Linked DNA regions of Mus musculus: all the other regions are linked to region 2. The links are chromatin loops, found by intact Hi-C in ENCODE. Cell type or tissue: left cerebral cortex. All regions are shown on one strand.

Evidence for each region. Peaks named below come from ENCODE experiments on the same cell type or tissue, not always from the same donor. Only the 100,000 strongest peaks of a DNase experiment are listed, where the experiment ranks them.
Region 1: a loop joins it to region 2, with 2.0 times the contacts of the local background. A loop is called at or near these places in 19 of 42 quality-filtered maps.
Region 3: it touches region 2 in a loop (3-fold over the local background); 5 of 42 quality-filtered maps call a loop at or near these places.

Annotation. Positions count from the first base shown.
Region 1 is chr17:29,165,139-29,173,138 of GRCm38, reverse strand. Cpne5 (copine V) reads left to right here. Exons shown (of 21, transcript NM_153166.2): 13 at 3,681-3,734; 14 at 6,360-6,421. Among named protein-coding and RNA genes, the nearest start is that of Rab44, 55 kb to the right of the region's middle. In left cerebral cortex, CTCF peaks have their summits at 1,799 and 3,765; a DNase peak (open chromatin) is centred at 1,811.
Region 2 is chr17:29,091,125-29,099,124 of GRCm38, reverse strand. It overlaps Cdkn1a (cyclin-dependent kinase inhibitor 1A (P21)), which reads right to left and starts at 5,356. Exons shown (of 3, transcript NM_007669.5): 1 at 5,264-5,356; 2 at 288-728. The coding sequence starts at 717. In left cerebral cortex, CTCF peaks have their summits at 3,468 (motif pointing right) and 4,117; DNase peaks (open chromatin) are centred at 3,606, 4,471, 4,671 and 5,392; H3K4me3 peaks cover 2,626 bases; H3K27ac peaks cover 1,873 bases.
Region 3 is chr17:28,984,695-28,992,694 of GRCm38, reverse strand. Stk38 (serine/threonine kinase 38) reads left to right here. Exons shown (of 14, transcript NM_134115.3): 3 at 227-278; 4 at 1,275-1,397; 5 at 4,434-4,517. It also overlaps the pseudogene Gm23887. Among named protein-coding and RNA genes, the nearest start is that of Stk38, 19 kb to the left of the region's middle. In left cerebral cortex, CTCF peaks have their summits at 4,779 (motif pointing left) and 5,698 (motif pointing left); DNase peaks (open chromatin) are centred at 373 and 4,784.

The DNA of each region.
Region 1 (8,000 bases), 74 kb before region 2:
CACAAACACACAGCGCTAAGTCATCTGACTTCCAAGTTCTTGAGTTCCACCCCTTGCAGAACACTTCTGATAGGTCCTTAAGAAAGTCCTGGGTGCGGGCTGGCGAGATGGCTCAGCGGGTAAGAGCACTGACTGCTCTTCTGAAGGTCCTGAGTTCAAATCCCAGCCCCCACAGGGTGGCTCACAACCATCCGTAATGAGATCTGACGCCCACTTCTGGTGTATAATAATGTATAATAATAAATAAATCTTTGGGCCAGAGAAAGCAGGAACTGAACCAGCAGGCCTGACTGGAGCAAGAGGGGTTGACTTGGAGCGAGCAGAGGTCCTAAAATTCAATTCCCAACAACCACATGAAGGCTCACAACCATCTGTACAGCTCTGTATAGCTACAGTGTACTCACATACATAAAAATAAATAAATAAATTTTTATAAAAGTAATTTAATAGCCACTCCCCTCCCCCACACACACACCACCATTCCCCGGCCCTACACACACACCTCCAACACACACCACAGGAAGAGCACCAGGAAGGAAGGGAAAGATGTCTAACAAGCCAAGACCTGAGGTCCCAACTCCAGAGTGGCCCCACGTCTTCAGACAAAGCTTGTGGTCCTCTGGAGGAGTAGCCAGTGCTCTTAACCACTGAACTATCTTTCCGACCTTCATAGTGGTTTTGGGGAAGGAGTCCCCTAGCCCAGGCAAGGCAGACTGTACCTTTCTTTGGGAAGTGGGTGGAGCAGTTATCTCTCTTGGGGTTTGGCTTCCAGTGGCTGTGAAGTCTTGGGTGAAATGGAAATCGGAAGCTGCACAGATGGGGCGGCCGGTTTCCTTCCGTTTCCTCAGACAGCCTCTTTGCAATCAACAAGATACGAGCTGCCTGAGCCAGGGGAAAACCACCTCCGTTTCTGGCGCCCCGCCCCCACCCCCGGGGGGGCAGCTTTGGACCCAAGGGGTGTCACCAGGAGGCCAAGTGGGCCCAGGAAGCCCTTGCTAGAGTCAGGAGTGTGAAAAAGGTCCTCACCAGTCAACACCCCACCTCCAACCCTGAAGCCACCCTGGCGGGACACACTTTTAAAGCAGCTGTTCCTGGGACCCAGCCTCTGCTAAAGAATCACTCAGACGCTGAGCCTCTTCAAGTCCTACTGTCCTTCTGACAGCCCCAGACAAGCCTCCAGTCTCCAACCCCTCCAGTGATCCCCAACAGCACACCCCCCCCCCACCTCCTGAGCTCCCACCATCCTCTGCAGGGTGTGGGGCTTTGCAATAGGATTCTAGTCTCTTCTAACCTCCACAGTGACCAGAATGCTCTGGGTGTGGCTCCGTGTTGCCTTGAAATGAACTTCACCCCACACCCCCACTCTCTAATGTTAAGGCAGATCTCCACTTAAGCTGGCACTGAGTATTAACCTGACCCCATTGTCACCACACCTGAGCCCCACGGGCCTACAGAGGGGAGTGTGCTCCTTCTGTGAAGAGAGGCACGGCTCATGTCTGTCTGGGCCCCGAGCACTGAAGCTGCTGCCTCCCCAAGGACTCTACTGAGTCAATATGGTCCCACTTCTGATCAATATGGTCCCCAGAGGCTTTCTCAAATGTCCCCTCAAGGAAGTCATCACCTTTGCAAGTCTCTACAGGCACACTCTTCTTCCCGAGGTTGTGCCTGGGGCCTTTCCATGACCATGAGACCCTCAGAGGTGGGCCGGTTCATTCTGCATTCCCAGCAGCCTGGTGCACAGGAAACCAGATTTCAGACATGGGGAAAGGTAGCCGCCTAGTGGAGCGGGCCAGTTCCTTGTAGCGTCCCTAGGGGGTGCTGTGGCCCTGTGTGAAGCCTGACAGTCACTTGTAGCTAGAGAGGCTAGGATGAGGGAGGTTCTAGGAAATCCCAGGAGAGCTCAGAGCAGACAGGGTGCTAACTCACTGTCCACTTCGCTCAGATCTGACGCCAACGGTTGCTTTAACATAAAAAAAAAAAAAAAAGAGTAGGTTCAGAGAGCGGAAGTGTGACTGACTACACGTTAATTTAAAGATAATGCCAAAGGCTTCAAAGAAATGTGTCAGGCACGGTTGTGTGTATCTGTGGTCCCCACCACTCAGAAAGCAGAAGCAGGGGAATGTGACCTCAAGGCCAGCCTAGACTACACGGTGAGACCCCTGTCTCAACAATAGAAAGCAAACCAAAATGAGTCTAAGAGGTACTATAAAGAAATCTACACCCCTAAACCGTGTTCTGCTCGCTCCACTCTGCTGCAGGGAACCGTGAAGCAGGGGTCGGAGGTACATTTTGTTCCAAACCCCGAATAAGCTCAGCTGGGTAAACATTAATGTTGAGTCTGCAACTCTGCCCTTCTGCCTGGCAGCCAGGTGGTATTAGAGAAGGCTGCCCCATGGCTAGAGAGGCACTTCTAGGATGTTCAGCATCTCAGACCCAGCCTCAGTCCCCACCTGAGCATGATGCCAGCCCTCCCATTTGAACTTGTCACTCATCCATCACGGGTGACAGCTCTGTACGTATGCACCGCTGGCCTGGAGACAGGTTTCTCTTCCTGTGTCTACCCAGATGGCTGTGTGACTTAAGCAAATCGCCTGGCATCTCTGTGTCCTGGTTCCCTTCGTCTCTGAAGTGGGCATCAATCCTTGTTAGACCGAAGAAACTGCAGTTAAAGACATAGGGAGGGAAGACAGGAAGCTGGTGGCGCACGCCTTTAATCCTAGCACTTGAGAGGCAGAGGCAGATGGTGGATCTCCGAGTTCAAGGCCAGCCTGGTCTACAGAGCAAGTTCCAGGCCAGCCAGAGCTATGTAGGGAATGCCGTCTTGAAAAAACAACAAATAAAAAGACATAGGAAAGATCCCCAAGAGAGGCACGTGGGATATGCCATGTGGGAGAGGGGATAAGAGTTTGAGAACAGCCTGGCTCTGTTGATTGCACACCAGAGAAAGCCCAGATCTCTCGTGTTGAGCCTGGGAACAGAGAGCTCCGTGCAGCATGGCTCACCAGGACAAGGTGGCCCTCCTCCCAGCCCCAGGGCTTCTCCAACACCAGTAACCACAACTACAGCTGGGTCACTGCTCTGAGGCAGCGTCTTGACCTCCCACCCGCTCCCCGAGTGGTGACAACCACCTACAGACTTTACTAGATGTCAGGGGTGAAGGGTGTCACCCACTGTTGTCACTAGTGGGGGGACAGAGACATCCTGAGTCTTTACAGAGCCTACTGTGCGGAGCCTTGTCATGGGACGAGCAGGTTTGGTTTGGAAGCTTCCTACTGTGGGTCAGGGTGGCCCAGAGCCAGGCTCATAGGCTCAGGGCACCCCTGAGTGGGAGCCCCAAGGAGAATGGGGAAGGCAGGACTGCAAATGTGTAGGGGGTAAAAGAGCGGCCCAGCCAGCACAGGCAGGCGTGGGCAGAGTTGTCTTGCAACACCTGGTTGCTCTGGCAGGTTTAAGGGTATTGGGAGACAAAGCTAAAGAAACTGTCTCAGTGTGATGGATACTGGGACTCAGGGTTAATGAGGATGCCCAAGTGCCAGCATCTCACAAAGCCTGGCAAAGCCCTTCCCAAGCTGCGGTCACACCCGTACCCTGCTGGGCTGATGCCCAAGCCACACCCAGGTCTGCTGGGAGCCCCGAAACTGTCCCGACTGCTTTCAAACAGTGGTTACTTTTCCCTACAGGTGATAAATCCAAAAAAGAAAATGAAGAAAAAGAAATACGTGAATTCTGGCACGGTGAGTAGCGCCCCCTGTCGCAATGGAGGGGCATTGCCCTGAGCCAAAAGCCAGGCTGAAGGGCAGGGGTCCCATCTAGGTGAGTGGGTAGCAGAGAACCATCAGCCTCAGGGAATCTCTGCAGGAAGGAAAAGCGGGTGTGCATGTGGGGAATCCCCAGGAACTGGGCACTGTGAGAGGCCACACTGGCATCCACTATCATGGAGAGGAGCAGGGAAGTGACTCAGTCAAGGTTAGACAGCGAAGAGTCATGCAGGAGTCAACTCCACCTTTCATCCTGCGTGGGCAGCAGCAGGCACTGCCGCTGAGTAACTGTTACCACCAGAGACCACTTTGGTCCTTGATTTGTGAGGGCTGGTGGGCTGGACATTCTAACATTCAGCAAATATGTGCTGGGCTCTCAGCAGAACCATACGGGCAAATGACACAGGCAGGAAACGGAAGACCCAGGTCCCTGGTGCTTATAACAGGGGAGGCAGAGGGTTCTTTAGTACCTGCACACACATCAGTGAAATGATTTCAAGAGCTGTGGGGGAAGGTGAAACAGAATGGATCAGATATTGAGAATACATAATAAATATAGAATACAGAATAAATACAGAATAAAGGGACCCAGCCCTCAAAAACAGCATATGCAAAGGCCCTGGGGGCAGCTGTAGATGTGGTTACTGGTGTTGGAGAAGCCCTGGGGCCGGGAGGAGGGCCACCTTGTTCTGGTGAGCCATGCTGCATGACCACACTGCACGGAGCTCTCTGTTCCCATGTTCAACATGAGAGATCTGGGCTTTCTCTGTTGTCTATTCTAGAATGGGTCCGTATATTTGCTATGCAAATGTACCTGGGTTTGTGCCCTCTTTCCCTCCTCTGACCCTTATTCCTGAGAGAGATGTCTCTGTCAGGTAATGTAGTCACTAGGCTCAGAAGAGTTCTCTCCCCGAATCCCATCCTCCTTGGAGCAACCCCACATGTAAAATGGAGCCAGCACTGGGGGTGGTGACAGACCTATGGAAGGTAGGCCTCTGATTGTCCCATACTCCGCTCATGTGTGGGAGAAATGAACCAAGACTCTCCTGTGTACCGCTCCTTCCAATCAAGACTCTTCTGTGTGGGGCTTCTTCACACTCGGGGACTTGGATGCGCTGATGTCCCTGACTGCAGTGTCCCCCAGGTAGAAACAGCATTTGTTTGGGCAGTGCCCTGTGCTCACAGGCCTTCCCCATTCACAATAGAAGCACGCCCAGTCTTTGCCATTAGACCTGGGTAATTCCCCCCCCCCCACCCCAAACACACATCCTAAGTGCCCCAGAGGAGGCAGGACCTCCCCAGAATGGCAGTTCTTTAGATGTGCAACCAAAATGAAAAAGGTCTCGAAACCATTCCTTTTGACCAGCCTTCCTAGCAATGAAGAGAAGGGATCTATTCCAGGCCCCACACGGAGCTAGGAACAGCACAGGCCTCCCAGGGCCTGGGGTGGGGTGGGGCCATCCCTGCTGCGGGGGCACTCATGGGAAGAGTTAAACAAAGTTCCCCAAAGATCCATTGCTCAGACCTGAAGACTCAGAAGCTCGCACTGGCCAGCGTTGGGGCTGGGCAGCTGGACAGGGTGAGAAACTCTGGTGTCTTCTTCAGAGGCTCCACCTGGGCTGTTGCTGCAGCTCTTTCTGGTTGGCTGAGCCACCACCCCTGGGAGGAGGTTCAGTGGCCTCTCAGGTGCTTGGCACACCGTGCCCCTGGGTGTGGCTCTCCGGGACCACTGCACACAGACCTTCTTGTTGAGGGACTTCAGCTTTGTCACAGCTGGCTTAGCTGAGCTGACACTTAGACCACACCAGCCGGGAGGCCTTGGTCTCCGCCCCTCCCCCCCTTCAGGTGCCTTGCTCTTCCTCCTCTCCGTGGCCCAGAATTCTTTGCGGCAGGCTGCCTAAGTGGGCAGAGCCATTGCCACAGTCCCTTGGGGCACAGAAGGCAGGAGGCTTCAAGTCAAGAGGAATCTTGAGTAGGAGGCACCTGTGGGGAAAGGATGGGATACTCAGAGGGTCTTGGGGGTGAAGGGGTAGAGACTGAACAGCACCCCGGAAGGGAGCATGACAGGCAAGGCCAGAGAAGAGAACAGTTCAGAGACAGAGGCGTGGGCTCCATGCCAGTCAGAGACACAGGCATGGACGGGTGGCTGGATCTACATCAGAAAGATTCCCCAGGCCTCCATACTGCAGGCCAGGGCTCTGGGTTTCCCCAGGGCTCACTTGGAGGATGCCTGGTCCCTTACCCCGAGCCCTGTGCTTCAGCAGTTGGGTTATCAAAGTTAAGTTAAATGTGGCTCAATGTCATCCTTGGCTACACAGGAGTTCAAGGGCAGCTCGGGCTAGGTGAGACCCTGTCTTGACATGAAAGTCAGGGAGGTTCTGAATTCAGACCTACTAGGCTCATATTCCCACTGTGCCACATCCTGGCAGCTGCCTTGGAACCTCAGTTTCCTTGGCTGTAAAATGGAGATAAACGTCCTCCGTGGGATGGCCACAGGCACTAGGGAAACCAGTCCCTGAAAACGGCCCACAGGCAGAGTGTGCCATCGGATCCTGGCCATCCCCTGGGCTCTCCACTAACCACACTCCCTTTTTTTCCCAGGTCACCCTGCTTTCCTTTGCGGTAGAGTCAGAGAGTACCTTCCTGGATTACATCAAAGGAGGGTGAGAGAAACAGGGCCTGGCCTCCCCAGCCCCAGGGAGAGGGCAGGGCTCCATACCATGTAACCAGAGCGTGCCCCACAAGGCCCCAACTGGAGCCCAACACTGGGCTCCCAGGAGACTCCACCTTAGAGCTGAGAACTCTGCCTACCTCTGGATTCCAAGCCCAGGACACCTGCCTGGGTCATGTGGAATTCCTGAGCAGAGAGAGGCCCTGGTGGAGGTAGGAGCTCTTGTGACAGAGCCAAGGAGTGGGAGGTAGAAAGTGCTCTGCACAGGCATCAGGAGATGCAGGTTCTAGGTCCCTGTTTGCCTTGAATTTCCTGAGTTACTGTGGGTGAGTCATGTTCTTTCTGTGAGTATCGCTCCTGCCAGAGTTTAAGTGTGGGGCAAGGAACCTGTCGGGAGGGACATTAGGGGACAGTCCCAGGGACAGCAGGTGTCCAACCCCAAGCTGAAAGAGCAAAAGGAACTGCAGAGGGGTGACCTCCAGGCCATGACAGGCAGCACAGCCAGGCTGCCTCAGCCAAGAGCTTACTAGAAATGGCCCGATTCCAAAGAGGGGCCTCCCTGGTACACTCCCTGCAGGCGGCTGCCAGGTCAGGGCGTGGGCAGCCGAGAGCCCACAGGTGCAGGTGAGGGATGACTGCCCCTGCCTGAGAGGAGCCAGGCAGGGCAGCTACCCAGGGCGCATCCCAGCCCGGCAGGAGAGGTTTGAGGCTTTTTTTTTTCTTTCTTTCTTTAATGCAAGAAAAGTGCTGTACCCCTGAGCTGTGCCCCCAGCTCTGCAAAGGCAGCCATAGTGGATCCATGCAGAGAGGCTAGAGGAGGCCTTTGGATACCCAGATACACACACCCTCTGGGTATCCAAAGGCCTCCTCTAGCCTTTCTGCATTAAAGAAGAAAAAAAAAATGCCCCAAACCTCTCTTCTATATTCCATTAAGCAGCCAACCTTCATCTTCCTAGCACCTGGCAATCTTCAAACAAGCCACATTTTGCTCTCCATCTCATTTGCATAGCACTCCTGATTTACATAGCGGGCGGGACTGAGACCTTATCTCCATTCTGCACCACCTGAGTGCTGTCCCGGCTCCTATTGTTCCTGGCTGATTAGTAATGCTAGCCTCCTAGGCTGTGTCCCAGTGGGGCTGGATACGATAAAAGCTGATCATGGGATGGCCATGATGGAGGCAAGGGGCTGCTAAAACCACAGGCACGTTCAGGAGCAGAGGGAGTGTGTCCCGGCAGGAGGCATCCTGGCTTCCCTCCCCTGCCGGCTGAACCAAAAAGGAATAAAAATGAGATTCCTGGGCCAGACGTTCTCCCTGTCACCTGTATTTTCTGTCGACTTAGAGACTGGGTGTAGTGGTGCAACCTTTAATCCAAGCAATCGAAAGGCAAAGGTGGAAGGCTTTTCATGAGTTCAAGACCAGCCTGGTAACATAGCAAGTTCTAAGCTAGCCAGAGCTGCACACCGAATCCCCATCTCAAAACTAAGTGAAAAAGAAAACAAAGAGAAAGAACTAGGGTAGAGCTGTAGAAGCTCAGGTTCTGGGTTGGGTTTTGGGCCAGACAGCATTG
Region 2 (8,000 bases):
AGAGTAAGTGCCCTCATCTGCTGAGCCATCTCTTCAGCCCGGCTCCCTTCTTAGAGCTCTACTGCCAATCACCACACTATCCTGGGCATTTCGGTCACTGCAGAGAAAAATGCCTGGATCATATGAACATCAACTGTTCCTCTGAGCCCCACGAGGTCCCACGCCTATGGAATGGCTTGGTGGTGGGGAAGGGCTGGAATGTTCTCTGTAAAGGCCATCCTCAAATGGTGGCCTCTCCTCTCCAGGCCTCTTGCAGGATCTTTCTCCTTCTCTGCTCCTGTCCTTACCTGTCAGGCTGGTCTGCCTCCGTTTTCGGCCCTGAGATGTTCCGGGCCCACCCGGGGAATCTTCAGGCCGCTCAGACACCAGAGTGCAAGACAGCGACAAGGCCACGTGGTCCTCCGGAGCTGGCCCCTGCAGCAGGGCAGAGGAAGTACTGGGCCTCTTGTCCCCTCCCAGGTCGTCACGGCTGCGGGACCCAGGGCTCAGGTAGACCTTGGGCAGCCCTAGGCTCCGAACGCGCTCCCAGACGAAGTTGCCCTCCAGCGGCGTCTCCGTGACGAAGTCAAAGTTCCACCGTTCTCGGGCCTCCTGGAGACAGCCCGCCATGAGCGCATCGCAATCACGGCGCAACTGCTCACTGTCCACGGGACCGAAGAGACAACGGCACACTTTGCTCCTGTGCGGAACAGGTCGGACATCACCAGGATTGGACATGGTGCCTGTGGCTGAAACACAAGAAGGACCCGGGTCACTATGGAAACTACCCCATCACAGTCTTCAGGCTCCCTCTGGTCCTTGCAGGTGCTTTTCCACCACACCATGAGACTAAGGTGGGTGTTGAGTTCAGCCAGCCCTGCACCCCAAGGTCACGGGTGATGTCCACAGAAGTAGGAGTCACCGTCCTGTTTACCCCAGGAATTCTATTAGCCAAAATCAATGTGCTAACGTGTTCTTCATGGGTGTGAACATCCCAAATACGTGTGAATTGCTAGGTCCAGTGGTCTCCCTACCCTGCTGTCTTGGTGATTAACTCCATCAGGCCAATCAAAAGTACCCTGGACAGCCGGGCGTGGTGGCACACGCCTTTAATCCCAGCACTCGGGAGGCAGAGGCAGGCGGATTTCTGAGTTCGAGGCCAGCCTGGTCTACAAAGTGAGTTCCAGGACAGCCAGGGCTATACAGAGACATCCTGTCTCAAAAAAAAAAAAAAAAAAAAAAAAAAAAAAAAAAAAAAGTGCCCTGGACTTTGGGATACTACACATAAACTGTATAGCATTAGTGCTGCTACTTGGCACCAGTTTTAAAAAGTGACTCCATGTCTCCAGCCTCTGTTTCTTAGCCAGTGTGGTTGTGGCAGCATACTCGCGAGGCTGGCATGGTGGCTGGGAGAGAGGCGCGAGAATGCCGGAGCTAGACTGCCCAGATCAGAATCAAGGCTTTGCTGGGTGACCCCGAATAAGTACCCTAACATCTCTGGGCTCCCTATTTGAGAATGAACTAAGTTAACATAGGCAATCCTGAGAAACAGAAGCCATGAGCGTGCCTCTCTGCCCCTAATTCTGACAGAGCCTCCTCCCTGCCCCTCCCTCCCTCCCACTGTCACTGACAGGTGCTCCAGGCTGGAGGCCTTTCCAAAGGACGCTGGCAGGCAGTAGCCTGGGAGGAGGCAGCAGCCTGGGAGGAGGCAGTAGCCTGGGAGGAGGCAGCAGCCTGGGGGGAGGCAGTAGCCTGGGGGGAGGCAGCAGCCTGGGGGGAGGCAGTAGCCTGGGGGAGAGGAGAGTCTGAAGGGGTGGAGCGGGGTTAAGGCTCTCTCCCAGGCTGAGCCACATCCTGCCAGGCAGATCAGGTAATCTGGAGTCTAGACACCTCCCAGCCCCAGACGTGCCTATAGCCTGTGCCCAAGGAACCCGTTTTACAGGCACTGAAAAAAAAAAAAAAGTTAAAGGTGTTGGTTTACCTGGCTCCTCTCCAGGAAAGAGGGATACCTGAGTGGCCCATCCTGACTCCAAGACTAGGGGATGCAGCTTCTAAGGAGGGCCTTTGAGCTTGCAAGGTGAGCCCCAGTGGCTTCCTGAGGCAAGACCCCCTGGGCTCTTACCACATACACTACCACACACATACACACGCCCAGCTCCTTAAGACCTCAGGGTGAGTTTGCCCACAGCTGGAAGAGAGAAGGGGGTACCCAGACTATGATTCAAGGTAGGAAGCCAGAAGAGATGAAGCGTCTGGGGCCCCGATGGTAAAGCCTGGGCCTTGTGCTAAGCAAGGAGCTCTCTATAAAACTGGGTGTGGCGGCACACACCTGTAATCGCTGGAGGCAGAGGTAGGGAAAGAAGTTCAGGGTCTACCTTGGCTACTACATAGGGAACGTGGCCAGCATTGTGGCTTCCATAAATAAGTAAAACAGCCAATTCCCAAAACACAGCACTCGGGAGGCAGAGGCAAAATGTCTGTGAGTTGAAGGCCATCCTGGTGTGCATAGTGAGAGCCTGGCTAAACACCAACCAACCGAAACACAGGTCTAACAAGGATTCCCACTGCCCGCAAAAGGATTCTCAAGGTGCAGACCTCAGAGGCCTAAAGGACCTCAGATGGCCTCTGCCTACAGGTAGAGCTTGGGGCCTATTCACATCCTTTAGTACAACTCAGTCATCCTCCTGCCTCTGCCTCTAGTGTGCTGGGATTGCAGTTGTAAGCCACCAAAAGCTATCGTTAATAGATGGCAATATCACATTCTTTTACGGCAGAGCTAATCCAGGTTCAGAATGTGTGTCCAAAGGCACAGGGCTCACAAGCGGGGTTTGAATTCAGACCCTTTTGGTCTAGTATTGATCATTCTCTCGTCTTCTCACCTTGAGGGGCATGACCAGAGGACTCCATTAAAATCAGCTGGAAAAGCTTTTTTATTAAATATAGACTGAGCTCCATGTTATGGGGAGAGTCTTTAATCCCAGCACTCCACCAGAGGCACGTGATCCTTATGAGTTCCAGGCCACTGGGCCAGCCTGTCTATATAGTACTGGTAGCTGGGGCCATTTTGTAAGCTTGTCTCTCTGTCTCTGTCTCTCTTTCACACACACACAGAGACAGAGAGAGAGATCTATATAGATATAGAAATATAGATTGGCTCATTTCCCCAGACAAACTGAGCCGAAAAACAAGTTTGGTGCCCTTCCCCAGACGGTAGCTCACAGGGGCCAGAGGAAGGAAGGGAAGACACCAATGGACTCGGCTAAGGCTGGATAGTCCCCAGTTTTTCATAGCTGAAGATAAGACCAGGAACCCAAGAGGGGCACGATCTCCACCTTGTCTCTCAAGGGCCACGCCTCCCTAATAGTCCGCTAGCACACCCTGCTAAAATCACTTGTATCTGGCCATCAGGCATATTTTAATTCCCTTTAAGCCGCGGTGGGGGTGGCAGAAGCCCGTGGTGCCACCCGCGCCTAGCCGGCCTTGCAGTCCTCACTGATGCCGGTAGGGGGCGCTGTGCACTCAGGAAATGGCGCTCGGTAGGCGGCGCGTAGGCCGAGCAAGGAGTGGTGAGTCAGTTTCCTGCCCGGCGCTGCCCGCCCGCCAAAACTGCTTGGGCACCGGAGCTGCGCGTCACCCTGGGGTGGAGAGAGGAGAGGAAAGGAGGGGGACCCCGGGCCACAAAACACGTCACGATGAGCCCAGGCTTCCTAAATTCCCGCCTATGTTGGGAAACCAGACTGAGCGCGCGCGCGCGCACGCATACACACACACACACACACGCACGTACACAGACACACACACACACACACATACGCACGCACGCACACACGCACGCACGGACACTCGAGAGCAAAGAAAGTGCTCTTAGCTCTGGCCCCCTCCACCTTGATCTCCACGCCCAAAGCACGCGATGAGTCAGATCCCTGGAAAATAAAAATAGATGAGGGCGAGGACAACAAAAAACCGCCTGAGTGTCCTCTCTGAAACGCGACGTAGGGGACAGAGGAAGCTGCCAGCGCGCCCCCAAATGCCAAACCCAAGCCCAAAGTATTTCCCGCACGACCAGGGTGCAAGTGTAGCCCTTGTCCCCGGAGGTTCCGAGTGGAATGGATGTGCCCTAGTGGGCGCACTCAGCCTGGTCACCTTCCTACACTGGGTGTGGACTGGGTCGAGGGCCCCAGCCCCGGGGCGTCTGATGTACGGCACCCGTAAGCCTCACTCCGCGAGGATACCGGCCGCTCTACAGTGCGGGCTCCTCTCGCGCCCCACGGTCACTGGTCCGGGTCGTGGTGGGCGCGGTGGGTGGGACCCTTTGCGCTTCCCGGGCTGGCAGGGTGGACAGGACCCGCCCAGACTCCCTGTCCCCGAGGGCGCGCCGCCGAGCGGGGACCGGACACCGCGTCCTGGACCTCCCCGTGTCCCGGGTTCCCTGGGAACATACTGTGCCCGCCAAATAGGTCACTGTGCCGCGCGGGGGAGGGGACGGGGCAGGAACGAGGCTGTACCCGGGCAGGGAAAGGGGCTTCTGGGCTGCCACTGACCCATCCCCAGTTGTGGCGCGATTCTGGTCTCAATCCAGTGCCCGGGGTCTCCTTGTCACAATGAGTCACCTCCTCGCCTGTCCTCTAGGACGTGCCCAGGCACGATCCCGAGGGCGGAGGACACAGCTCGCGCTGACCTCAGAGCCCAGTGGGGTGGTGGCTACCGCGAAACAGGGCACTTGGTTCACAAGGACCGGGGATCCGGCGGCACCCATGGGATCGGAGAACCGCTCTGCGCTAAGCTCTAGATAGACTCGCCGAAGCTTGTCACAACCGCCACCCAGGACCCATCTCGGGGCACCGTGAGCTTCATTCTCACGCTTTGGGCGAGCCGCACCTGGAATCCCTAGAAACATTGGCAACCAGAAGCGAGCTCCCGGTAGCCGATCCCCGCCAGCCATCGCTCGGACCCGGTCTCCAAGGACTGGAAGAGTGGCTGCCATCCGTGGTCCTGGAGTTCAGACTCTGTATGCCGAGTCCGCGACATAGCCTGACCCTCGTCACACTCCAACAAACGAAGCCTTCAGCCACCACGGACGCTCAGACCCACACCCGTCATCCACCTGCCGCGGACACACCTGTGACTCTGGCGGGCACGCACAAATACACATATACACACACAGGTGATCCACTCATCACCACACACACACACACACACACACACACACACTTCTGGGGACACCCACTGGGCTCAGCGCATTGCTACGGGGAAGAACTATTGTTCCCTGCCACGAAGCTCTCACCTCTGAATGTCTGGATATCGCTGTGGATCTGCGCCTGACTCCAATTCCCCTAGACTCTGACACCGCGGCGGCTCACACCTCTCGGCTGCTGCAGTTGGCGTCGAGCTGCCTCCTTATAGCGTCGGCCCAGGCCCCGCCCCCTCAGAGGCAGGACCAACCCACTCCTTCACCGATCCCGGGGACTCGCTGGCCCGCCCTCCCCTCTGGGAATCTAAGCCCGCGCCAGACAGCTAGAACCGGCGCGCGTTAAGAGGGCGCGCCCTCCCCTCCCCCACACCTGGGCTATTCTCTTGTCACGCAGCGCACCAGCAGAGCCACATACATCTATGAACAACAGTACAGTTAGAGCTGAGTGAGTGTTTATGGGTCTGTCCCTGACCAACTGTGGGAAGGACTAACTCTTTTCCAGATCACTGATATTAGTAAATAAAATCCTGGGTTTCGGGAGGTGGGTCTGTTGGTACAGTGTTTGCCTAACTTGCTGGAAGTGAAGCCCTGGGTTGGAGCTCCAGGGCCCCATAAACTGGGCATGCGGGGTCACGTCTGTAATAACAGCGCCCAGTGGGGGGTGAGGAGGGGGAAATAGGCATTCAAGGTCGTTTTGACAGCTACCTATTCCGATGGAGACCAACTTGAAATATGTGACACTGTTTCAAATATAAATAAATTGATCATTTGAGTATGATAGCAAAAGCCTGGAATCCTATACTTGGGAGATTGAGGCACGAGGGGCGTTACAGGTTCAAGACCAGCCTGGGCTATCCATTGAGACCCTCTCAAAAACAAAACAAGCCCATAAATAATAAAAAATAGTTTAAAATCCCAAGAAGTCCCACTATGTCTGGAGATTTTTTTCCCCCTCCTCCCAGAAGCCCCTCGGACATCGGGTCCAGAACGCGATCATTTCCTCCCTGTCTCACAGACGAGGAAAGCAGTTCCACAGAAGGAAAGGATGCTGTCAACCGCCTCAGAAATCGGGGAGATTGAGTCCAGTTCTCAGACCACGGACTACCAAGAAAAACAGCCGCCAGGCTCCTTACCTCCCCTCTCCCCTCTTCAGAAGCCAGCATGTGAACATTTCTCACACCATAATACATCCTGCAAGTGAGAGCATCAAGACCTGACTGGGACCACACTAATGGCTACCTGCTGACCTCTGGCAAGCTGCCCAGAGTACTCTGCTTGCAGATTTCTTTCTCTGGGTCCAAAATGAGGGAAATGTCTAATACTCCCCCTCCCAAGATCCAGACAGTCCACTAAAATGACATTGATAAAGGACAATTCTAGAAACATCTACGGATGTTCCTGACAGACATAGCAGTAAGACATTCTCCGTTCCCACCTTCCTCCATGTCTCTAGTCAGTTTTATTTCCTTCTGTTTGGGGTCTTTTGAGACGAGGCCTCGCTATGTAGCCCAGGGTGGCCCTCATATTCAAGGCAATCTTCCTGCCTTAACTTCCTTGCTTAGAGTTAAGACTACAGGTCTGAGCCATCACACCCAGCAGAAGGGGGTTTTCTTCAGTCTTGTTACACGATCCAGCCTGGTCACATGGGCTACATAGCAAGACCACCATCTCAGCTAAGCATAGAGGTACATGCCTGAAATCACGGTACTTGGGAGGCAGGGGGGATTTGGAGCTCAAGGCTAGCCTGAGCTATCTGAGATCACCATGCATCCAAAAAGGGATGTAGCTCCGTTAATATAGCGCTTGCCTAACATGTATGAAGCCAGGAGTTGGATCCCTAGTAAGGCATCATCTAGATGATAGCGGCATACATCTGTAATCCCGGCACTCAGGAGACAGAAACAGGAGGACCAATAATTCATCAAGGTTACATGACATCCTGCCTCTAAAACAAAAACAAATTCCTCTCTCTCTCAAAACAAACACAAACAAAAATTTTAAATAAAGCAGAGACTGGAGTCTTAGTTTGAACGGATATCTTTAGTTAAAAGATCAAAATCCTGCTTTGGAGAAGCTGTGAGTTCTGACATCTGCTCTCCGATGTCTAGAGATCGCTGCCCAGACATGCCCAGTCTTCCTCCTCGGATTTAGCTGACCTAGACAGGCCTCCTCTTCTGTGATGGGGGGTGGAAGTCTGGGAAGGGCTTGGCCACCTTCCCAACCCCCCTCAAAAGCCTCATCCTGTTCAGAAACACAGTTGAAGGACCCCCTTCAGACCCCCAAACCAGGACAGACATAATGGCCACTCCCACAATGCCCCAGCTCCTGAACGGTCCAGTCCCTGCATCCAAGTCGTCCATCCCAGGGCTGGGCTGTCAGGGGCCAGCACAGGATGTCAAAACTGCCCAAATCCCCTTGGCCTCCAGGCTTCTCAGATAGAAGTGACATTGTCTGTCTGTTTACTTTGGGAGAAAACAGCTTGAATAAAGGCTTATACTGAACTGCTGAGTGCTGTGACCTCCTGTGCCTTTACCCTACTGGTGTTGGAGAGATTTATTTTAAACAACTTCTGGCTTCCCAGAGCACCACAAAAGTACTCAACAAATATTTATTAAGTCTGGGACTACTCAGTCTTTCTAACAAACATTCTTGGCCTTGCACTTGAATGTATAGTCAGGCACACCATTGCACGTGAATGTATACTCAGAAACATGGTTGGAGGAGCCCTCCAGACCCCAAAATGACAAAGTGACAAAATGACTACATACAGTACCTGACACATACACACCCCAGGCACACACACACAGATGCACAAAAGCATCCTTCACCT
Region 3 (8,000 bases), 110 kb after region 2:
GCTGTCCTGGAGCTCACTTTGTAGACCAGGCTGGCCTCGAACTCAGAAATCCGCCTGCCTCTGCCTCCCAAGTGCTGGGATTAAAGGCGTGCACTACCACTGCCCGGCTATTTCATGACCTTTTATCTAAGTGAATACTTACAAGTGCTTAACAATTCTGTTTGTATAGGCTTGTCAGAATACAAATGCTATTTTATCTTTTTTTTTTTTTTTTGGTTTATTTTAGACAAAAGAAGTTAGAAAAGGTGATGGAAGAAGAAGGCCTGAAAGACGAAGAGGTGATTTATATGGGGCTTGTTCCCGGGTTCCAGCGTGAAGGTTATGTTTTCTTCATCAAGTTAGCTTTGGTGCCAGGGAAGCGTTTGGCTCCGTGACAGGAATTTGAGAGTTAGCATGCTTTTGGATTCAGTTACTCATTCAGAGGAAGACGTTAATTAGGTGCTTAGGAGAGGGCGGTCTCTCTAGTCACAGTTATGGTGATTAATTAGCTTTAGAATTCTAAGAAAAGAAAAGATGAAATTAGTTAAACTAAATTAAAATTTAGAAGAACAGAGTGAGAATTTTTTACCAAGTTGTGGTGCTTCATACTGTAATCTCAGCACTTGGAAGTTGAGGCAGGAGGATTGCTGCAGGATTGAGGCCAACCTGCACCAGAGGGTGAGATCTTGTCTTTAATGAGTGAATGAATTAACTGAAAGACCCCGTAGCAGTAAGGAACATTTCTGAAGTCGTTATTGGAACAGGGGACTGCCTCCTGACAGCCCTTGTGCACACAGCTTACAGATGTGAGGCAAAGATACACCAGTGAGGAGGGATGCAGGTAGCCAAACAGCTCTGGCAACACCTTCAGAAACGTGGGTGATACAGCCCAGGACAGTGGTAGCAAGTCCCCAGCACAGGGCATTGAGGCCAGGTGGTGAATGAATGCTAGTATGTACTGGTCTTGGAGGACTTTAGAAAAACACCCTTACCTAAGAAAAGGCTCATGGAAAATGTTGATTTGTCTCTCACCATTAGAAAGGCTAGATTGTTGAAGTAGTTTCTTCAGAGTTCTCAGGAGCCCCACACCCCCTTCAGTGTGGCTTGCTCGTTATGTCTGATGACCTGGGAGGGGAGAAGGAACCACTAGAGCATGCTTGTGTGATGCTGTCAGTCACAGGGAAAATGGGAAGATTATGTATAGACTAGCGTGGCTCTGCTCCCAGCTGCACAAGACAGATAGGAGTTGGTTTCAGAATTTCAGCTTTCCTTCCTTTTCTTTGTATAAACATTAGAAACGACTCAGAAGATCCGCGCACGCTCGGAAGGAAACAGAGTTTCTTCGATTAAAGAGAACAAGGCTTGGACTGGAAGATTTTGAGTCTTTAAAAGTCATAGGCCGAGGAGCATTTGGTGAGGTAAAAAAAAAAAAATCCCAGAAATTCAAAGCTTTTAACATGCCATGAGTTCCTGATGGTGTGTAATACCAGGTTAGCTAGGGAGAGCCTGTCTTGAAATATATGGAGTTCACTGGATAGACATGTTCACTTCTCTTTTTCTTTTTCTCCCCAGTTCATTGTCCCAGATCACTTCTGACTTGTCAGAGAGGACATTAGCACTTTGTTTTTTTTGGACAGAGTCACACTATGTAGCCCAAGTTGGCATCAACTGTGTGATCCCGCTGCCATAGCATGCAGAGTGTTACAGGCATGTCCCACTGTGCTGAGATCCTGATGTTAGGATGCCCAGTATATTTACTCATTAATTCTGGAATCATCACAGTGGATGTAGACATTAAGACTCTGAAGATGCACACGGTCTGTCAGTCACACAGCTGTTGAGCATAGAGACCAGAGGCTGGGCTGGAGTCCTCTGCCTTGAAGCTGTTGCTTTCCCAGTACCACCGTTCTCAAGGAGGAAACTGATCTTGTCTCCACTCTATTCCCTACCAGATGCTTACAGCTCTAAAGAGATGTGCCTAAGCTTGGTTAGACATACGCATGAATGTAATGGTAGCACTCTAGAAGCTGAGGCAGAAGGACACGCCAGCCCAGGTTAGCTAGGGATCCTGTCTTTTTAAAAAAAAAAAAAAAAAAAAAAGACAGACCTTGAATTAGTATAGAGCATTAAAGGCCCAGCTGCTGTCTGTGTCTGGTTGCAAGAATCAAATGTAGACAGGTGCTCTGCCCTTCTGCTGCTCCCCAGGCCTTTACTTAGCCCAGATCTTATCAATGAATCCTGCTGCACTACAAGAGCAGTCTCGGGAAAACGGTGAATGAGCTCATGCCAAGGTCATTGCCATTGATGGAAAACATGCAAAGGCAGCTTACTGATGCAGTAATTACATGGTCTCCGTGTAGAAGGAGAAACATGGTATAAACAACAGTACTCAGGGGAGAACTGCATATTATCGTGAAGAGACTCTCAAAAGGTAAAATTGACCCTTCAGTTGAGAATTCCAGTTAGCCCTTGAGAATAAGGAAGTGTTGTTCAAAATGCTCCCTGTTCAAGAAAAAGCACATGGTACTTGATTAGAAAGACAAAATGCAGAAAGACATAGGGGAAAAACCACTTCTCAGTCTTTTTGACTGAGATCAGGTGTAGTATCTGCTCTTAGCAGTTTAATATCTAGTATGTCCTCCATCTAAGGACAGTAAATTAAATGGAGTTTTGGACCTGGGAGAAGGAACAGGAGCATGCTCTTTGACTTGGCATTGCAGTAAGAGAACAAAACCCCACAAAACTTAGGTATCTTGGGGGAAAGGAGAGAATGCCCAGGAGCTTGCCAGGAGGTTTTCCTTTTTAATAGACCATTAGTTTTCTTTTCACAGTACAATTTTCTCTTTAAAAGCACTGGGAAAATGGTGCTAGAGAGATGGCTTATTGGTTAAAAGCCCTTACTGCACTTTTAGAATACAGTGCCCACTTACAGACACATTCACTTTAATTAAAAATAATTGAATTCTTTTAAAAAATTGGAAAATAGGCTGGACATAGTAGCTTAGGTCTTTAATCCCAGCACCTAGGAGTCAGAGGCAGATGGCTCTCTGTGAGTTTGGGGCCTTTTCTCCATAGTGAGCTTCAGGACTACATAGATCCTGTCAGAAAAAAATGAAAAAAAAATAGAGAAAGAAAACTTTTTTCCTAATAAAACATTTTCGAAAGAATTTAACAGCCCGAGCCTTGGGTCAGTGGTTAGGGCACTCACTGCTCTTGCAGAGGACCTGACTGAGCTCTGTTTCCAGGACCCACCAGGGGACTCACAACTGCACACAGCTCTAGTTCCGCGGGATCGGAGACCCTCTTTTGGACTCCTTGAGTATCTGCACTCACACATATACCTACACACAGACAGACTCATGCACATACAATAAACAGATCACTTGGGTATTGTGGCCCATGGTTTTAAGTCAGCATGCAGGAGTCAGAGGCACACAGATCTCTGAATTGGGCACCAGCTAGGGCTGTACAGTGAGCCTCTGCCTAAGTGGTTCGGAGCATCTGCTTCTCTTTCACAATTCCCAGTGTCCACAAGTCGGCTGGCAACTGCCTTTCCTCCAGTCCCTGAGGAATCCATTGCCTTTTGGCTTCCTCAGGCACTGCTTACATGGGGTGCACGGACATACTTGTAGGCAAAACACCCATTCACATAAAACCTAAGTAAGTAAAGTAAAGAAATAATTAAAACACTTAAGAAGTGGGGCTGGAGAGATGGCTCAGCGGTTAAGAGCACTGACTGCTCTTCCAGACGTCCTGAGTTCAAATCCCAGCAACCACATGGTAGCTCACAACCATCTGTAATGAGATCTGATGCCCTTTTCTGGAGTGTCTGAAGACAGTTACAGTGTACTTACATATAATAATAAATAAATCTTTTTTAAAAAATTTAAAAGTGCTGTTTAATTTCTATTTTACTTTATTTCTTCCAAGAAGAAGGTTTATTTTTGTGGGGTTTTTTGTTTTGTTTTTCTGTTTTTTTGACAAAGGGTCTCACACAGCATAGGCAGACTGGCTTCAAGCTGGTGAGAGCTCTGCTTCAGTCCCTCAGTGCTAGGATTACAAGTGGATCTGATGTATAATTTTCATATTAAATGTTGTGATTTTTACTTAGGCTTTCTGAGTCAACTGTCGGGTATTTGCCATAGGTTTAACTCTGGATATTTGCCATGCCTTAAAATGAAACTAAAGGCTTTTACATGTGTTCAACTCGGAGTCAAAGCTGTTGAGCTCTGGAGACAGGTGGAAGTCTTCTCATCGCTGTCACAGCTGTATAGTAGATTTGTTTGTAACATTGAAAGTGTCTGTTTTTGCATGTTTAAGCAATACTAGCTTACATTCAGATGGTCATGCCTTTCTTGTGTGAGTAGTATTTGTGAAGCTTCAGTATGCTGGAAACGAAAATCCTTAGCTTGGCAGTGTGAACTTGACTTACCACATCTTTGGGACCCTTCCAGGTGCGGCTTGTTCAGAAGAAAGACACAGGGCATGTGTACGCAATGAAAATCCTGCGCAAAGCAGACATGCTCGAGAAGGAGCAGGTAACTGAGCGGGAGCTGCCGGCAGTCAGCTTTGGGGGCTTGTTGCCTAATTACACTCTGATGGCTTAGTTGTCTTTATTTTACTACAGTTCTCTCTAGTTAGTTCCCTTATGCATATTGTCCTATTTTTTATCCTCAAAAGATGCACTTGTATATTTAAAAATATAAGTAAGGGACTGGAGAGATGGCTCAGCGGTTAAGAGCTCTGCCTGCTCAATTCCCAGCCACCACATGGTGGCTCACAACCATCTGTAAGGGGAATCTGATGCCCCCTTCTGGCATGTGGATGTATATGCAGCAGAGCACTCATTAAAATAGATAAAATTTTTAAAAAACTACAAGTAAGACCCGTGAATACAGATAGTGTGTTTCACAGTCCAGGCTGTGAGGAAGCAGCTTTGGGTCCTCGATAACCACAGCTACACTTGCAAGAGACCCTCCTTTGAGCTCACGCCTGGTATGATGGGAGTTTTTTGTACTCCTTGGATGGGGATGTAGAACTGGCGAGTCTGAATACACTATAACCTGAACACCTAACCAAAGACGGGTCCTCTGTGAAGCTTACTGATGCGCCAGTTTCTGAATTAATGTGGACAGTGTAAATGGCAGAGCAGCAGAAGGTCTCCTTTATGGTTAGGAACGGTCTTGGGCCGTGGAGCTTCCAGCAGAGTGCTTGTGTATGATGTGCAAAGCCCTGGGCCCTCCCTAGTTAACAGCCCACATTATCCAGTAAGGATGAAGCTCACGATGAAACTAGATCTGACATACATACTTAATGCAAATTCCGTAGGATAGCTTTATTTTTATTTTTTTAAAGTAAGAGTTCAGCCCTTCTGTGGGTCTGTTGAGCTGGTTGCCTCAGAAGAGGTAGCAGTGGGTGACGCTGCAGTTTGAGGCCAGAGATGTTGTGCCAGGCAGAACTCTTCATTTGGAGCCCAGCAGCGAGGATAGAGGCTGTCCCCACATTTAGTGTTCTCTGCCCACTGAGGATTGTAATCAGGGAGCATTTCCTGTCCACATTCAAGTGCCTCTTCAGACCTGTGCTTTGGGGGCTGGAGAGACAGCTGAATGGTTAAAAGAACTAGCTGCTGTTCCAGAGGATCTGGGTTGAATTTCTAGCACCCATATGGTGGCTCTGGAATGGTCACATTCCAGTCCCAGGGAATGTGACACCCTCTACTGGCCTCTTTGTGCAGTGCATGCACATGGTACTCAGACTATACATGTAAGCAAACCAACCATTCACATAGCAGTTATTAAGTCTTTTTTGTTTTTTTTTCTGTTTTACTAGGAAGCCTTGAATTCCTCTTTTTCTTTTCTTTTTTGTTTGTTTGTTTGTTTTTGAGACCGGGTTCCTCATTGTGACCAGCCCTGGCTGTCATACACTTGCTTTGTAGACCAGGCTGGCCTTGACCTTAGAGCTCTACCTGTCTCTGTCTCCTAAGTGTTGGGATTAAAAGTATGCAATACCATGCCCGGCTAAGCCTTGAATTATTTTTATTTCAAATATTTATTTGTTTATTATGTATGTAATGTCCTGGCTGCATGTATGCTTACACACCAGAAGAGGGTACCACATCTCATTCTAGATGGCTCTGAGTCACTACATGGTTGCTGGGAACTGAACTCAGGACCTCTGGAAGAGCAGCCAGTGCTCTTAACCTCTGAGCCATGTATTCAGCCCAAGCCTTGGATTCTTAATTCCAGTTAAAAGTAGATCTTTAACAAATCTTCAGCTATTATTGTAGTTTATGCAAACACCAACTGATATGCGAGTGCCTTACAGCCCTATGTATGTGCTGCCCAGAGGTCAGTGTATGGTGTGGATACATGCTCAGGCTCCAGGAAAGAGGACCAGTTAATCTCTTTGAGGAAAACAATGTCTGTGTTGTTTAGTTAGGATATTTGTGGGTTATGAGTAAGTTTTACAGTATGTATGTCCTATCATTTTAGCCAAAACTCAAAACTCCTGTCAGTTTGTTAGCTGTTCTGAGAGTTAGAAGTGGGGCTGGTGAGGGCTCAGAGTGGGAAGGTGCTCGATGTGAGGTTTTCTGGGAGCTGTGCCTTGCCTTCCATTCACACACAAACATGTGTACACAAAACAAAATATTTAAAGTTAGGAAAGAGAGTGTGGTGGCACACCTTTCTTTCTTTTTTTCTTCTTTCTTTTTTTTCTTTCTTTCTTTTTTAATATTTATTTATTTATTTATTTTCTTTTGTGGTTTTTCCGAGACAGGGTTTCTCTGTATATCCCTGGTTGTCCTGGAACTCACTCTGTAGACCAGGCTGGCCTCAAACTCAGAAATCCTCCTGCCTCTGCCTCCTAAGTGCTGGGATTAAAGTGCGCCACCACTGCCTGGCTTATTTATTTATTTTATGGATGTGAGTCCACTGTACTATCTTCAGACACAACAGAAGATGGCATCATATTCCATTACAGATGGTTATGAGCCACCATGTAGTTGCTGAGAATTGAACTCAGGACCTCTGGAAGATCAGGCAGTGCTCTTAACCACTGAGCCATCTCTCCAGCCCTTGGATTGAGTATTAATGAACTTAGATTTGATTCACTTCATCTTTGGATCTTGTGACTCTTTTTTTTTTTTAAGATTTATTATATTTATATGAATACACTATTGCTCTCTTCAGACACACCAGAAGAGGGCATCGAATCCCATTACAGATGGTTGTGAGCCACCATGTGGTTGCTGGGATTCGAACTCAGGACCTCTGGAAGAGCAGTTGGTGCTCTTAACCACTGAGCCATCTCTCCAGCCCCCTTGTGACTCTTAAAAAAGAAAGGAGGAGTATAATTTGAGAATATGTAATAATGTTTTGGTTATTGCTCCATATTGTAAATAATATCAGTTTGATATAATGATCACCAGTTTTGAGATAGGGTGTCACCTCCACCTCTCATGTGCTAGTGCTAGACCTGCAGGCATGCACCCCTCCCCCACACTCTGCTTTCCATGGTGCTGGGGATCAAACCCAGGGCTTCATGCATGCTATTTAAGCTCTTTGCTAGCAGAGCCACACCCCTGCTCATAAAGCATTATATTTTAAAAAAGTGATTCTACCAGTTCCCCCAAGCTGCCTGTAGTTAGGTGTTGCAGCAAATGTAGAAAATGAGAAACGCCATGATTTTGAATCTTTAACCCAGTGTAAATGTTTTTTTTCATCCTGCAGTGTAGTGCCCAGCAGTGAGCTACAGCTACAGAGTGCTGCTGTGTCATGGTGATCTGATTGTCACTCAGGGCTTTGTTATTTTGATATCAGTTTGGAGCCTGTAGCTGAGTTTTAAGTAACATGAGCACTTGTATAGACTCCTTGAATAGCAAGAAGGTCCTGGGTTCCATCTCAGGCATTGCAAAATGAAACAACCAGACAAAACAGAAACCTCAGACAGAAACCAGTTCACCTAGATAGTGTAGCCTGAGGTGGGACTGCTCAGGGTCTCACCTTGGGCACTGTTTCTTCTAC